2 separate regions of the Homo sapiens genome follow, and region 2 is linked to region 1. Evidence: read pairs that join two places in POLR2A ChIA-PET (ENCODE). Cell type or tissue: endothelial cell of umbilical vein. All regions are shown on one strand. Links, peaks and the distances in the headings refer to the core of each region. The heading gives the core; the rest is flanking DNA. Region 1 overlaps GLIS3 (GLIS family zinc finger 3). Region 2 overlaps GLIS3 (GLIS family zinc finger 3).

Region 1 (5,381 bases), core at 135-5,134:
AGGGTGCCCTGTTTATACCCATTAGAAATATAGATTAATGGTTTTCATTTGGACAAAGAGAACTGCATACTAACCAAATTAACCTGAGCTAAAGGTGCCAGCCTAGAATGCTCTGGTAGCCTATGAGATGGCATCTGAGAACCACATAGATCAACAGATGCTGCTTTGTTAAAATTATAAAGCTCAACTGAGTTACCTCCACCTACCTCTACTGTAGATGGATGAGAGACTGCAGTGAGCCAGGCCACTAAGAAAGAGAAAGCCCATGGCAGCAGGGAGGCCAGTAGCTGGCCTCTGCTGAAGACAAGGCTCACGTATTCATCTCAAGAACAGGATTTTATTTCCTCAGGGAGACTACCATCTCTTAATCACAAAAGCAATAAGAATTTCCAATATGTTCCTCTGCTGTGCTTAATCAGTTGTTCCAGCTGCCAGTCATCAGGTATGTCTGGAAGTTCACTTAGAAGCCCTCTTGCAGCCTTGAAAGCAGTAATGACCCCGGAGTTGACACAGACAATGAAGGCTGCTCCTGTGGGCAGCCTGTGTGTGTCGGCTGATTTGATGACAACAGTTTTGTTAATATTGCCCTGTATCCTGGAGGGATCAGCTCTCTTCCTTATGTTTTGATCGATAGGCCACAATTGTGTGCCCTATTCGTTGAGTTTGGAAAATTATTTTGAATGTGTATGAAAGGAAGTTTTTCCTTTTGCGAATGACATTACAGTTTTACTCTAAGGTGGAGATTTTCTTCCTGAGGTTAAAAATCACTTGGCAAAACCTGAACATTTGTCTGGAACCATATGTTGTGGTGGGAAAGTCTGTATGAAGTCGGCAGATATTCAGACTTAAAACATTAATGGAGATTAGCACCTGCCTGGTGCAGAGTAGGTGCTGGAAAATTGTGTTTGGAAGAATGAATGCATAAAAGAATATTCCTAGACTGTAGTAATTAATAAAGATTGAATTCTGGATGCATGACTGTGATATGGTCAGAAATTCCTAGAAATCAGGATAAGTAAAAGAGCATTTCCTATGCCACAGTGGATCATTGGCAGAGACCAAGGACAATTCTGTTGAAGCCACAGCTCTCTGACTCCAGAGTGTTGTCCATTTTTTTTGAAGGGTATGTGAGATGGGGATTGGATAAATGTTGGAAAGCATGCTTGTGTCTGTTGTTACTTCCTCCAAATTTCTGGTCATCATCTTGGTCACAAGCAACGTCTACAATGAGCAGTCATGGCCTGGACTTGGCATGCAAAGTGCTGTCATGTAGACACTGACTTACAGGCTTCTACTAGGTTGTAATCTCACCTTCTCACCAGAAGTAAGATTTTCCTATACTATAGAAAGTAAAGGCAAGTCATAGACCTTGTTTTCCAGAGAAGTGATTTCCTCCACCCTAGATAAGAAGTACATTTTCCAAATCCAGTTTTTAAATTGAACCCTAAAGCCCTCCCTTTCTTGTTCTCATGGGGCCGTAAAAGAGGACCACTGCCCATTTCTGTCCCCTTCACCAGCCATAGCATTCAAGGGAAGGGCTATGGATGTGGGCTTGACTGGTGGTCAGTCAACACCAGTTGACGTGGGCTTGACTGGCAGTCAGTCAAACCAGCACAGCTGGAGGGCATATTCTGGAGCCCTCAGCCCTATACCTGACACCTCGTGTGCCCCACCTAGCATCCCCTTCACCACCTGTTTCTAGTGGCCTTTGCTAATGCAGCCAGCTAATGCACCAGCCGTAGCATGGTAGCACCTCTCCTCAACTGCACCATGTCCCTCTGGCTTTCTTCCCTGAGGCTTCTCTGATACCCTGATGTTGGGTATCTGTGAGAACATTTAGCCACTCTGGTACACGTGCCCCTCAAAGTGTGAGCAAATTAATCTTGACCAATGGCGCAACCGTCAACAAATGAAAAATAGGAGTTGGTGGATAAATGTTCCTTTCTGTCCCTGTCCTAGTCACTGAGCCCCGAGATTCCATGGGCATTTATATCTTGTTCATCTTTGTTTACTCAATGAACATGAACTGATGCTGTTTGGAGATACCAGGCACCGAGGATGTCTTGTTTCCTGTCCCAGGACCTAGCTTCATGTCTGCCAAATGATAGGTACCCTATACATATTTGTGGAATAATTGCCCGCTAAGAGAAGAATAAAAAGAACACAGTTAACTCTGCATATAGAGCAAATGTAATGAAGTAAGTAGAAAAAGGTAGAGGACATCACAGAAAAAAGCTCAGTAGTATAAATTGTCATAATACATTTGAGTGTGGTCAGTTGTCTGGTTTGGCCAGAGCTTAGGATGCATTGTGGGGCCACAAATGAGTGCATTAAAGTGCTTTTAACACTGTCCAATGATTTATACTAATAGGTCTTGGTATTTTGGTAAAATCGATATATAGAGGTCTGCTCCCTTCATTAAATTACAGTTTCCCCAAGGGCAGGAACACACATAGAGTATCAAGTACGTAATAGACACTTATCAATATGGAATATAAAAATAACGGCTGAATGATAGATGGGTGAACAGATGGATGATGGGGCAGGTGGATGATGGATGGTTTTTCCTGGCTGTTAAATGGGATGAAAGAGAGGTCCTAAACCAGGCTTAACTCTGAGCGAGTGGCAGGCTACAAACAATCCCCAATTTCCCAGCCTATGTCATTGTAGCTAATGCCAAGTATAGCTAATACAGACCTCTGAGAAGCAGCACACTTTCTGTTGGACCATAGAGTAGAGCACAGAGTGTGCACACCAAGTTTCCTTGTTGCCCATTGGGTTGTAAACAGCAGGGGCAATGCTTCCCTTGTGATGAACACATGCACATACATACAAAAAAACCTCTGGGGAAAAATAAATACTGGGTGCATTCAGCAACTACAACAAAATAAATAGGAGAACTCACATTTCTACACTGAAGCAGGAAAAAAAAAAGTTAGCTGTGTTTTCATAGTATCTCTATGACCTTTATTATTCCATTAGATTTTGGAATAGTATATAAAACACCAAGCTCCATGCTGACAAACACCAGTTTTGAAACTATTGCCACAGTCAATCCAAACAGCCTTCTCCCCTGAGTAAAATTATTATTTGGAATACAAGCAGAATTGTGGTTCCCTGAGCTAGCTGAGCATAAATGAGGTTAGTGATTCATAAGGTGACTCTAGTGAGTTTGCAAATATGCAACTTGTATGGAAGCTGACGCACACAACAGAAGCTCAGCCTTGCCTTTCTGAACTGGTAAGCATTTTCAGGCCTCACCACCTCTTTGGAGGACTGTGGTAGGTACAGGCTTCTGAGGACAAGAGTTAACCTGACAGAATGCTGATTTACCAGAAATAAACCCTTCAAATCAGATCACACCCTTGTCAGTAGCTTTTTGAGCGGGAAGATGGTAATTCTGCCTCTTCACATGTTCCTTGAAATACTTGAACTCTTGTTCCATTGGATTAAGCTTTTGGGGGCTAGGTCATCTGGGGTACTTATTCTATCCTGGAGAGGTTGGGGAAAAGTGGTACTGGTATAAAAATACAACTCCCTGAACTTTTAAACCCTCAAATCTTTTCGATAATGTGGCTTCTCTTTCTTAATCCTGAACCTGATTTATTTTTTTAAAAAATCCATTTATTCTTTGATATTAGTAGAGTAAGTTCAAAAAGAACAGAAATGGGTATGGAGCTCAGCATAACTTTGTACAAAGAAGGAAGTTAAAGAGAATCAGCCTAATGCTGCTGCTATGATTGCAGCATAATGAGATGTCTACGGAGTAGGTCCCAGACACTGAGGGAACCTTTCTGATAGACTGTGAAAGTGACAAGCCCCAGTTTCTTCTGTGACATCGTACCAATTAGCTGATCTAAATGGGCACGTATTCACGTTTGAGGTCACATACCGTTCTCGAAGGCTAGGCTGCCCATACGAATGGGACTGTAACTCACTCTCTGTGTCATAACGGGCAACAGTGGGGGGAGATCCCGAAGCTGTGTTTTCGTAGTTTGAGAGACTCCTTTGATGAAGGCCAAGTATATTCATCACACCATCAGGAAAATTCCCTGGGTTAGTTAGACTCTAAAGTTAAAAGGGTGCAGGATCCTACGTTCATGCTAGGATCAGGGAAGCTCCAGTTCTCATTACATTGATTTAGCAGTGACAGAGAGGGGCCCCAGCTGACCTACCGTGGCTCACTGCAGCAGTGAGAAGAGGAAGAAGGCCTGTGCTGTGCCCTTCTCAGTCAGCTGACCAAATATTCTGTTACCTGACTCTCATCCCCTGTGACTGAAAAGTGCTAATACAGAGACCTTGGCACAGATGCAAACAGTACAAGACTGACTAATTATACAGTGTCCAGACAGGGAACTGGCAGGGCATGGCAGCACTTAGGAGACAGACCGTGAACATCAGCCTGAAGCGAGCCAGACGTGAGCTCCGGAGGAACCTGTTCCACCATGAAAATAAAAGCTGTGTGTACCCAAGAAGGGGAGAACTGTTCCCTGAAAACCACTGAGAGAAAAACAAGCAAGCCCCTCAAATATGCTTGCTGTCAGGCTTCGGTATTTAAAAAACGTGGGCTTCCTTTGGGGCACGGTCTCATGTTTGTTCTCCCTTGATTTCAGCTCCCATTTTCTCCAGCAATTATTCAAGCCGAAGTGGAACAGCTGCTGGGGCCGTACCACCCCCACATCCTGTCAGTCACCCTTCTCCAGGACATAATGTACAGGGGAGCCCTCACAACCCCTCCTCCCAGTTACCTCCACTCACAGCTGTGGACGCAGGAGCTGAGAGGTAAGGCCATCTGTCTCTCTCTCCTAATAGGTGTCGCCGCCAAACCTCCCTTCACAGACAAGTGCCTTGACAGTTGCTGAATTTTATTAATAATCCGTTGGTGGGTTGAGTTACCCAAAGGTGACATTTTAAAAGTACATACACAAAGCACGTGGACCAAATATCTCATTATCTGTTTCATTTTTCCACGGGAAAACAAATGAAATGATACTGGCAATAGCCAGCCAAAGTTTCAGATGCTGGAAACACACCAGAATTTCCCTGTCTTTCTACCTTTCATCGGTCTGTTTCAGAGACCCAATTTTAAGGTAATGTATATGCAGGTCGAAGCACTTCCCGATGTCAGATGGTGCCCTCGCCACATAAATCAGTATTGTTAAGGCACAGGATTTTATGTAGGCTGCTCATTGAATACTTTATATTAATATCTGTCTCACAAAGGACTTCTGGGAGAAATTTTTTAAACAACCATGATCTTCATGATATTTTTACTCCTGAATTCTTTATTGGCCCCAGAGGCCTTTCGAGGCCCTTCATACTTCTGTTTCCCAATCTCGTGTGCTTCTGTGTACCACAAACCAAAATAAGAGTCTGCATCT
Region 2 (5,381 bases), core at 216-5,215, 380 kb before region 1:
TCATCCCACTTTCTGGAAATGACAGATAGAGGCAGTATATAGCACAGCATAGTGGCTAAGGGTATAGAATGTGACGGATGTGAGATTGAATCCCAGTTCTGTCCTGACCAGCTCTGGGACCTTGAGCAAGTGACTTACCCTTTCTAAGGGATAATATCTGTACCTACCTCATAGAAACCTGGAAAAATTAAATAAGGCGATACATTATGCTAGAATTTTAGTATAATGCCTGGTACATGAGAAATGCTACTATGTTAAGTAGCGCATTATGAGATTAGCACAGATGGTAAACCAGATCTTTTCCTATCACCTTTCACCAGATGTAGACCTTGTGAAGGCAAAAGATTGTTATTTCTTTTTTTTTTTTTTTTTTGAGACGGCGTCTCACTCTGTTGCCCAGTTTGGAGTGCAGTGGCGTGATCTCGGCTCACTGCAAGCTCTACCTCCCAGGTTCACGCCATTCTCCTGCCTCAGCCTCCCGAGTAGCTGGGAATACAGGCGCCCGCCACCACACCCGGCTAATTTTTTTTTTTTGTATTTTTAGTAGAGATGGGGTTTCACCATGTTAGCCAGGATGGTCTCGATCTCCTGACCTCGTGATCCACCCACCTGGGCATCCCACCGTGCTGGGATTACAGGCGTGAGCCACTGTGCCTGGCCGAAGATTGTTATTTCACTGAGTATTTGAGAGTCCACAGCTTGCTGTGTGAATAGTAAGGCAAAGTAACTGCACTCACCTTATGTTCTAATGAAAGTAGCAATCAGTGAGTAAATACCTATGATGTAATTTCTTGGGGGTTAATAAGTGCTATAGGGAGAAACAAAGCAGAATAATGGGTTTCAGAGGGATGAGGAGAATATTGTAGAAAGGACATTTAGGGAAGGCTTCTCTGATTTGAGTGAAGAGTGTGGCATCTGCAGACCTAAGGAAGAGTGTTCCCAGAAGAGAAAAAAAGCAAGTGCATTATGTCCTGATTTGATTGAGGTACAGCCAGGTCATTTTGGTTCTTATAGACTGAGATAGGAAGTTCAGAGATTTCAAGTGTGATAGGAACTCTTCCAAGGGTTTTAAGTAAAGAATTAACATGATGTAACTTACATTTTAAAAAAGGACATCGTGTTACCATATTGAGAATAGTCCGGATGGGAAAGCAAGAGTGAAAACAAGACAACCAGTTAGGTTATTGTAGTAGCCCTGGGGAGAGAGATGGTCGCTGGGACTAGCATCATGGTGGTGGTGGTGGGTTTAGATTCAGAGTAGGTTTTGAAGGTAGAGCCAATGGGACTTGCTGAGGATTGGTTGTGCAGCAATAAGAAACAGAAGAATCAGTGAATACCTCTAGGTGTTTGGTTTGAACATGTAGTGAATGGCAATACAATTTCCTGAGATGGAGAAATCTGGAATTGGGGGTCAGAGATCAGGTTTCTGTTCTGAAAATAATTGTATTTGAGATACCTATTAGTTCTTCAAGTGGGGATGTTGGGTACATGGTTGGATATACAAATCTGGAGCTCTGGAGTGAAGTGGGAGATAGAGATAGAAATGTAGGAGTTAACAGCATAGAGATGATATTTGATGTCATAAGACTGCAAAGGACCAACCCAAAGGAGGGAGTGAGGATGGAGAAAATGGCCAATAACTGAGCCATGAAGAAATCAACATTGGAGGCTAGAAAGAGGAAGAAACTAAGAAGATGCAGGCAATGAGGTAGGAAGAAAACCAGGGTAGAGGGTGTCTCAGAAACCAAGTTAACAAGTGAAAGGAAGGAAGGAGTGATCAACTAGGCCAGATGTTGCTGAGACGTCAGATAAGATGAAGCCACAAAATACTCTATTGCATTGGGGAAGATGAAGGTCACTACTGACCTTGACAGGAGTTCAAAGGCCATGTTGTGGCTGGCTTTTTCACTTCTGTGTCTCTGGTGACATACAGTATTTGGAAAATGACAGAAACTTTAAAACATCTGTAGAATGAATGGATGAATGAATGAATGAATGAATTGACAAACCTGAATTTCCTCCTTTTTTTTTGGCCTCAATGCAATCTTTGCTTGTCTTAGACTTTATTTTTCTTTTAGTCTTGCCAGGGGCAAAATTATATGATTATCAATAAAACATACACCTGGCATCTTCTTTCTCTGTTAGTCTGTATTTGGTTCAACATTTATCTCACATGTCAATTAATGAAAAACATCTAAACCATAATAGTTCTTAATAATTGTCTACATTATACTGTAGAGTGAAGTCGTTTTTAAAAACGTGATCTCACCCATCAACACAGAATCACCTGTCCTCTCTGTCCCAGAGTCTGCAGAATATGTCTGTGAGCCACTGAGAAGTTTATCACTTACCCAAAGGATGCTGTGAATTGAATGTGGAACACTTTTAAAAGGGCAGGGCAGAGGTTACTTCAGAGGTCAAGCCCATGGCCATTTCAGTGTGGGTTACATTTTTCTTACTGTGAAATGTAAACCAGAAAGGATACTCCTGATTGGTTGCACTGGAAACATTCTAGCCTTGCCTTTTTCCAAACTATTCTCTGAAGGCACCCTGGGGTGCCACAGTGAATTCATGGAGAGGCTGTGGGATTTTTTTTTTTTTTTTTTTTTTTGAGGCAAACACTGAAACAATCAACATCTGTCAGCTACCATGTGAACTACGGGCTTAAGGTAGTTCATAGTTTTAACACTAGATCACTACATTCCTTTCGGTGAAGTCATATCTGTGAAAAGCTGGGCTTTCAGGGGATGCTGTGATAAATAGCCAGTGTGGTATAAAAATCAATGTGAAGCAGGAAATGGGGTGGCAGAATCCCATCTAATTCCAAAGTTAGAAAAGCTGCATAGTGCCCAGCAGCACATAGGTCTCATTGAAAATTTTGGCTATATAAGAATGAAATAAAAATACCACCTTCTCATCAATTTATATCTTTTTCTTTTCAAATAGTTACTAAGTTGTTAGGACGTAAATATTTATTGAGTTGTTTGGATCTACCTATTTAACTCATGGAACTGTTAGGTATTCCTCTCTGCCTAGAAGTATAATGAAAAAAATACCTGAGACGCCAGAGTGACATGGACTGAGAACATTTGAGAACCTCCGATTTAGCCTCTTGGGCCCCCATCCCGCTGCCCTCTCCAGCTTGCTTGTTTGCTGCCCTGCATCCTTCCCAAATCCATGCCACTCAGCACTCTGTCAAGTGTTTCTGTGAGCCACTGAGTGAATTTGCAAAAATAGCGGGTGTCAGTGAGCAGTGCAGTTTCTCTCAAATGAGGATTTTTACCTTATATCTTGTTGGGGGCCTCAAGAAATGGCTAGTGACACCTCCCATCCAGGAGGTAGCCGGAGAGTTTTCCGTCTCCTTTTCCTTTTTCTCCCCCTTGCACTGCACTATGGCTCCCAGATCCGAGAGCACTCTTCAGTCACATAGTTCAGACACATGGTTAAGGAGACTGTTTGGACTAGACCGGGTCTCTTTCTAGCCATTCATTGCTGTTTTATTTTCCTCTCCATGAAAATATGTTCTAAGCACTAGACAACCACCTTACACAGGAACTTTTAGAACACAGCCCTTTGTATCATGGGGACCCCCTGCATCTGCTGGAGAGCCCTCTTTGGAGACAGTATTACAGGGTACACTAGTTGCGATGTGCTATAATTGGCTCTTAAAAACTCAAAGAAGTCCATATCTGTTCATAGCAAGAGTATGTTTTTTTGAGATTCAAGATAAGAGAGTGAAAAGGACCTATTTTCATGGGTTTGTGAGGCAGTGCCGCTTGCTTTAAAGACTCTCTGAAATGGGAATTGCGTTTAGTGAAATTGCGGGTTTATGGCCATTGACAAAGATGAAAGGCAGAGAAGTGAGTGAGTTACGTAATGTGGCTCCATCCATTCGCTCAGGGGCATTCTAAGGGCTGCCTTTCTTTGCTGAGTAGAGTAACCCTCTTGAGTTCTCTCTCTGGGCCATTGTCACTTCATTTTTGTTACTGGCCTTCTCAGTTTTAGCCTTCAGAATTACTCTGAGCAGTAAGAAAAAGGCCTGGTTTTATTCTACCATAGAGATATTCTTCCCTACCTCTGTTTCTTCCTAATCTCCATGTTTCCATTCATACTTTCACCATCCCTTCTGTTCTCTTTTTATCTTAATCTGTACCCTCCCCTGTCTCCCTTTCTTCCCTCCTCTTCCATCCCTATTTCTCTTCTCTTTGCTTCCATTATGGCAGAGTATCAAGTCCCACGTCTCACTCTCATGTATCCCCAGAGGAAAGAGCTGCTCACATTGAATTGGGAGCGTTTATTCTGCACCTGAGTGGAGCATCAGAGCTTTGCAATATTTTCCGTGTTGAACTCATGGATAGAAGTCAGATGATCCTATGAATGAATTTTACCTTGGGATGAGTTAATCAAGACTCAGTTCCCCAGTCAGTTTTCTGGAACGCCATAAAATTTAGGAAGATTAGCTTGTACTTGCTGCTTGGGCTTAAACATCTCTAATTCTAGTACTACATTGTCTTTAGAGCAGTGTTGACCTGTAGAAATATAATTACAGCCACAAATGTGAGCCATGGATGTAATTTTAATTTCTTTAGTATACACATCTCAATTTGAAGTAGCCACATTTCTGTTGCTCAGTAGCTACATATGCTAGTGGCTACCGTATTAGACAGTACAGCCTTAGGCAGTAATACATGGAGAGAAAGAGAGAGAGGTTTCAGGCCAGTAATGAGCCAGAAGTATTTCTTGAGTGAATGGAGCAAGTGTTTGACAAGTCAGTCCTTTTTTTCTTTTTTTTTCTTTTTTGGGACGGAGTCTTGCTCTGTCACCAGGCTGGAGTACAGTGGCACGATCTCGGCTCACTGCAACCTCCGCCTCCCGGGTTCAACAGATTCTTGTGCCTCAGCCTCCTGAGTAGCTGGGACTACAGGTATGCACCACCATGGCCAGCTAATTTTTGTATTTATCTTTTTTTTTTTTTTTTGAGACAGAGTCTCACTCAGTTGCCCAGGCTGGAGTTCAGTGGCACAATCTTGGCTAACTACAACCTCTGCCCCCCGAGTTCAAGCAATTCTCCTGCCTCAGCCTCCCGAGTAGCTGGGATTACAGGCACCTGCCACCACGCCAAGCTAATTCTTGTATTTTTTTAGTAGAGTTGGGGTTTCACCATGTTGGCCAGGCTGGTCTTGAACTCCTGACCTCGTGATCGACCCACCTCGGCCTCCCAAAGTGCTGGGATTACAGGTGTGAGCCACTGTGCCCGGCCTAATTTTTGTATTTTCAGTAGAGACAGGGTTTCACCATGTTGGGCAGGATGGTCTCAATCTCTTGACCTTGTGATCCGCCTGCCTCGGCCTCCCAAAGTGCTAAGATTACAGGCCATCGGG

The links. Peaks named below come from ENCODE experiments on the same cell type or tissue, not always from the same donor. Only the 100,000 strongest peaks of a DNase experiment are listed, where the experiment ranks them.
Region 2: POLR2A ChIA-PET joins it to region 1 with 11 read pairs; 2 of 35 experiments call an interaction of 5 or more read pairs at or near these places.

The regions. Positions count from the first base shown.
Region 1 is chr9:3,878,828-3,884,208 of GRCh38, reverse strand. GLIS3 (GLIS family zinc finger 3) reads left to right here. Exons shown (of 11, transcript NM_001042413.2): 8 at 4,614-4,782. Among named protein-coding and RNA genes, the nearest start is that of GLIS3-AS1, 17 kb to the left of the region's middle. In endothelial cell of umbilical vein, for the core only: no CTCF peak of the experiment used is centred there; no DNase peak of the experiment used is centred there; H3K27me3 peaks cover 2,598 bases.
Region 2 is chr9:4,260,164-4,265,544 of GRCh38, reverse strand. All of the region lies in intron 2 of GLIS3 (GLIS family zinc finger 3), which reads left to right. Among named protein-coding and RNA genes, the nearest start is that of GLIS3-AS2, 36 kb to the left of the region's middle. In endothelial cell of umbilical vein, for the core only: no CTCF peak of the experiment used is centred there; a DNase peak (open chromatin) is centred at 2,704; H3K27ac peaks cover 939 bases.